2 separate regions of the Mus musculus genome follow, and region 2 is linked to region 1. Evidence: chromatin loops called from intact Hi-C (ENCODE). Cell type or tissue: left cerebral cortex. All regions are shown on one strand. Links, peaks and the distances in the headings refer to the core of each region. The heading gives the core; the rest is flanking DNA.

The links. Hi-C counts contacts between places; a loop is a spot of excess contacts. Peaks named below come from ENCODE experiments on the same cell type or tissue, not always from the same donor. Only the 100,000 strongest peaks of a DNase experiment are listed, where the experiment ranks them.
Region 2: a loop joins it to region 1, with 10 times the contacts of the local background. A loop is called at or near these places in 2 of 42 quality-filtered maps.

What each region holds. Positions count from the first base shown.
Region 1 is chr6:66,534,313-66,537,231 of GRCm38, reverse strand. Mad2l1 (MAD2 mitotic arrest deficient-like 1) reads right to left here and starts at 2,011. Exons shown (of 6, transcript NM_001355624.1): 1 at 1,633-2,011; 2 at 1,128-1,274. The coding sequence starts at 1,705. In left cerebral cortex, for the core only: CTCF peaks have their summits at 1,764 and 2,641 (motif pointing right); DNase peaks (open chromatin) are centred at 1,147, 1,953 and 2,700; H3K4me3 peaks cover 1,782 bases; H3K27ac peaks cover 986 bases.
Region 2 is chr6:67,046,195-67,049,113 of GRCm38, reverse strand. All of the region lies in intron 1 of E230016M11Rik (RIKEN cDNA E230016M11 gene), which reads right to left. Among named protein-coding and RNA genes, the nearest start is that of Gadd45a, 10 kb to the right of the region's middle. In left cerebral cortex, for the core only: no CTCF peak of the experiment used is centred there; no DNase peak of the experiment used is centred there.

The sequences.
Region 1 (2,919 bases), core at 313-2,812:
AAGATTAGTTTTTACACTAACTGTACAAAGGAGAGGCAAATACAGGTTTTAAATGGGAAGGGCATGCATGCACGCCTGCACACACACACACACACACACACACACACACATGTATATACATGCATACATGGGCAGACTAATTGAAAAGTAAATTCTTTTCAATAAAGTAAATAAATTACATAATTATGAAAAGTCAAGATGCTATGTCATATAAAATCTTACAAGTTAAATTAATGAAACTGTACTTTTAAGAATCAGGAAAGCCACAACTGTGTTTTGGACAGAGTGACCAATTAGCCTTGTGTTTCTAAACTATCATCCTTGCAAGTAAGTGAGCTGCAGGGGGTAAAAGGATCCACAGATACCAGAATTCAAAGCAGATCTTATGCTTAAAAGCCCTGCCGTTTTTGCCTGTGAATTCATATCCAACCTGCACAAGTGTTGATGAATACTCTACTATGGATACAAATAGCAAGGCATGTTTAGAAGTCTGGCCTTAAACTGGACACAGTGGCAAATGCCTTTAGTCCCAGAACTTGGGAGTAGAGCCAGGCTGATCTTTGTGAGTTCAACGATAGCCGGGTCTACATAGCATGTTCAAGGACAGCCAGAGCTACATAAAGAGACCTGTCTCAAAAGCAAAGCAAAACAAAACGGCCTTAAAGACAGATGCCAAGCTAACCATGTTCAGGTGGCCACCAAAAGGCCATTTTAATACTGAAGTTAACAAAAAAAGCAATAAACACTGTTAATGAATTTACAATTAAAACAAACTACAACACCCTTTCACGTACAATAAAACTCAAAGAGAAAAAAAGGCAGTTGCAATGCTTTTAGAATTGGTATTTTGTATGATTTCATTGGGAGCTACAAAGCAAAACACAGAATGGCGAAATCCTTTTAATCGGGTAAAATTTCCAATTTGCTGCAACTGGTTAACCTACAAAACCCACTCTTAAAGCAGCTTAAAGATTCCTAACATCAAGACATTCAGCCTACTTAAAAAGAGGTGGGGATTCCCTCCATTGCTTGCTTCCTCCCAGTTGAGAATGACATTTGAGAAGGCATGTTGCTTTAAGTTACTTGGGACACAAACCTGTAAGATCACACACTGAAAACGTGATTACCTTTTAGCTGTTCCACCACATTATTGAGATACTTTATGAGCTCGGGGTCAGTAGTTGTAAGCAAGGTGAGTCCATATTTCTGCACTCTAGTAAAGGTTTCCGACGGATAAATGCCACGCTGATACAAAATGCTGTTGATGCCAAATGCTGAAAACGAAAGAAATAAAGCCGTAACCGTGTAATAACGTTTAAGTCTCCCAGAAAGCAGAGTAGGCACAAAAAGACACGGAAAACCTTTAACCCAGCAATGTCCAACTTCGCAGGTTTGCTAAGTGTAAATACAGAGCATGTGGTCAGAGGATGTCAACACAGACCCCAGCTTTCAGAGAGCGAGTAAGATGATGACCCAGGTCAGCCCCGTTAGGTTCCAGGAGGCCCAGGCCTGCGCTGGGTGGTGCAGCGTTCCCCGCCCCCGGGAGGATCCGTGGTTCCGTCCTAGCGCGCGTCCTAAGGCCCGGCTCAGCCTCAGCTCTCTCTGGCGGCGGGGGCTGCGCTCAGCACTCACAGAAAAACTCGGCCACGATTTCTGCGCTCCCACGCAGGGTGATGCCTTGCTCTCGGGCGAGCTGCTGTGCCATCACTAGATCGAACGGAGAACACTACCAACCTCACCGCAGACGGCGCCCTAATGGCTTCTAAGCTATTCCCCGCCACCCGGTTCAAAAATAACTACGCAGCCCGCCGGTTGCTCGGTGCGCAGGCGTAATGAGCCCTAAGCCCCACCTACGTCGCCAGTTTCCGGCTGGCTTTGTAACTCCGAATCCCTCCCTAAGGCCGCCTCAGGCTTCCGTTTTGTTCCCTAAGCCCCTCCCACATTAGAGAGCCGGGTCTCTTCAACATTCCGCTCCACATCGGCTCTTCCGCCCTATGCCCAGTTGCACCACGGGTTAAAGCCCCGCCCAAAGCGACTTGTATCCGGCCCTGGCTCCGCCCTCGCTGGCTGACCGAATGAGCAAGCGCAGAGTGGTTGGGGCGTCTTGTTCCAGGTCCTGGTGACCTACAAGGTCCGTACTGTGCAGGACCTCGGATGAGGTGACCTAGAAGCGGCCCAGAGATGGTCCTGAGATTACCTGCCTGTCAAACCCGTGGTCTGAGCATCCCTGAAGCATGGTCTCAGCTTCGAGGATAGTTTCAAGTCTGGGAGAACCTGGTTTTTGGTTTTGTTAAATATGATGAAGGGAACTAGGTGGGACAGAAGCTTAATGATGCTTGTCACCAAGTAGAGAAGCGAACCCCTGCAAATTGTGTACACACACACACACTAATAATCATTTAGTAATGTCTTTATTTTTCTATACTACATAGATTTTATAAGTCCACAAAGGATTTAAATGATAGAGACACTTGATTTCCTTTTTTTTTTTTTTTTTTTTTTTTTTTTTGCAATTAGCTTGCTTTTAAGTTTTTAGTCATATGTACTTTCTTTTTGATCGTTTAAGGCCTATACCAGAGCATGTACGATTACATATGGGATTCATGCTACAGTTTTAATATTGTACAGTAGTATTGTGTCCAGGAGATGGCACATCTTCCAACTATGCTAAATGGTTCTAACTCTGGTACTCAGACTGCATTTTGAAACCAGTTGACTATTAGAGATACTATCATATGCAGGTTTAAGAAGATGGCTCAGTGGGTAAGAGTGACTGCTGTTCCGAAGGTCCTGAGTTCAAATTCCAGCAATCACATGGTGGCTCACAACCATCTGTAATGAGATCTGACGCCCTCTTCTGGTGTGTCTGAAGACAGCTACAGTGTACTTATATATAATAATAATAATAATAATAATAAT
Region 2 (2,919 bases), core at 205-2,704, 510 kb before region 1:
GCGCACAGAAATACATCATTTCCCATTGTCCAATCTCCTTTCATGAGGGCTGACTTCATCCAGGAAGGATTGTGCATATTGCTTGTAGCCAAGGCTGCACTGAAATTCAGAGGAAGCTTTCATCACAGTGGGCGGACTGGGAGGTCTAGTATTTTTGTTACCATCAACGACAGTGTAAAGGTTAGAGAAAGTGAAAACAGACATGGTGTTTTATTTAGATGAAAGAAATCAGAACAAATATAGTTAAAATAGAAACTGTAAAGATGGGACCATATCATGAACAATGTATGACTTTTTATCATGTTCTATAAAAGTACTAAACAGACATATTACTTCAGTTAATGCTGTTTCTTAAATATCATTTGTATGATTTTTATCCCTAGAAAAAGAATGTTATTCTTACCTAGTGCTGGAATTATAGGCATCTGCCACTACATGCATCTAGACATTCTTGAGTTTTGAATACTGTGCAAATAAGCATATTACATTAGTCTAAAAAGCTTTCTTTATTAATTAAAAAACCTAGCAAAAAGTCAAGGGAGAAATGTCATCAAATCTGAGAAAAGTAGGCGGCAGAGCACTGGAGAGGACTGCCTTGAAGGTTGCTAAGAGCTCAATCAAAAAACCTGAGAACTGGCTGGATTCAAGGCCACATGTGTATAGCTTTGGGTCACAGATGGGCTGGTTATGATAAGTTTATATGTAGTATATAAACCTAAACTTCTAAAACAGAGTAGAGGGTCCAGTTGCTAGGGATAATTAGAGACATGCCAAATTAACTGAACTTAATCCAGATGGTCATTAAACAAGAAGCCCACCTGGCCTCAGTTGTTTCGCCATCTGTTGTGGATGTTCTCCAATGTTTGAGTTCCCACCAGTTCCCAGGTGTGGCCTGTTTATTAGGATGCAGTGCCAAGCTGTATACCATAGCATTTGGGAAGCAGTCAACGTGTTGAGGTTAATTCAGCAAACTGTAAGAGCTTCAACTGAACTCTGGAGGTGAAATGGAAAATTTGAAAACTCAATATCAAAGCTGTGAAAAAATGTGTTTTGAATTCTTAGACCCATTCTTTGGAGATTTAAATTGTAAGACCAAAACACTGTTACTGTGTCTGTTTCTCAGTCTGTGTGTCTGTCTCTCTGTGTATGTGTGTCTTTTTGTCTCTGTCTGCCTCTCTCTGTCAGCGGTGATAAGGGATGGTGTGTTTCAGTGACTGCAGAAAATAATAGAATAACAAATTAATAAGTACAAAATGTTAGAGCTGGAGTGGACTTAGAGAGCAGCCTTCTTATTTCCAGCTGGGCTCACTGTGCATCTCAGGGGCTGCGGCTGCACTGAATGCATGTGTGTGAGTGGATGCTGAGTAGAAGCCTATGCTTCCCCGCCCCCCCCTCCCCGCCCCCCCCCCCCCACTCCCTTTAGGCCACTCTAGCTACATCTCTGCTCTGCTGTGTGCCCATTTTGTCTTTGGAGAAAATTCTGCCTTGTGGTTTTCTTTTTCTTTTTAGGTTTAATAACTATTTGGCAAATGAAAAAACTGAGGAATAGAGCCAGTAAATAACCTGCCTTACAGGACATATTACCTAATGCACATCCTTGGAAGGACATCAAACTAGATTTATCATAGTTGGCTATACATACAAAGTACCTACACGAATACTAATTGTACAACATCACTTCAAAACTTCCTTAAATACAGACCAGGTATGAAATGTAAGCATGAAATACATCTACAAGCAGCTTCTCATGTGTTTGTAGTGAGGCTGCCTACAATAGAGAGGACAGCTTGTTCCCCATTTTGAGGCTCCAGCTAAAAGTGCATAGAAAAATCCATGGCTCCTTTGTGTTTAGTGGTCAGAAGGATTAACAAGACTACTTCTCACTCCTGGGCTCACTCCTGGGTCTTATAAGGAGCTGAACCAAAACATATGGGGAAAATCATATGTCATCATGAGAATGTTGTTAAACACCGTCCATCACTGTGCCACACACTGATATGGTCTATGAAGCACAGAATTGTGCAAACAGGACAGTTACAGTGTGATAATGTTATCTTACAGCGTAAGGTTTACTGCTTTCTTAAAAGCATTGAAGTTAGAGGGGTAAACGTTGAAACTATAATAAAGACTGCTCTAACTTTCCTTTATTCTTCATTTCTTTTGTTTTCAATCTCCTGAAAATTATTTGCTCTCCTTATTTGCACTGCATCTTTTTGCACTCTCCCATTTAAAAGAAGGACCTCCATAAAACCTTTTCAGAATTGGGGGATTTCAGTGGTAGAACATATCAAAGATTCAGACCCCAGCATAAAAACAAACAAACACCCATCACCATTATAATCTGTTTATGCTACATTGAAAGAATAAGCCTTGAACTTGGCAATTAAGCACCTTTTTAACCTACTAAGTTTTAGAGTTCAGCATAAGTTAGTAGAGATCACTGATCATTAGTGAATAAAACATACCAGGTGATGGCTCTTAAAAAAAAAAAAAAAACAATCCATTTAACAAAACACTAGGGCAGCATGGAGGGAGCATGAAGAATAATGTGCAATAGTATGTACAACCTTCTGTGCTTTAACAAGGCCACAAGCAAAATAGTATTCCATCAAGACAGCTTCTACTTTGGCATGTACAGAAAGACCAGGATACAGCCCTAACTCTAGTTCATTTGCCACAACCTTAAACCCATACATACATCTTTTCAGCATGAGATCCGAGTTAAAAAATGTTTAAGGGTCTACTGTTTGTAAAGCACTATTCTGCTCACTCGGAGATTGATCAGAGCACCGAACTAAATTTGCAGCCCCTTTAGGGAGCTGAACAACCCCCTTTTTTAGGGGTTGTACTTAAGATATCCTGCATATTAGCTAAATATATTGTGATTTAAAATAGTAGCAAAGTCATAGTTGTGAAGTA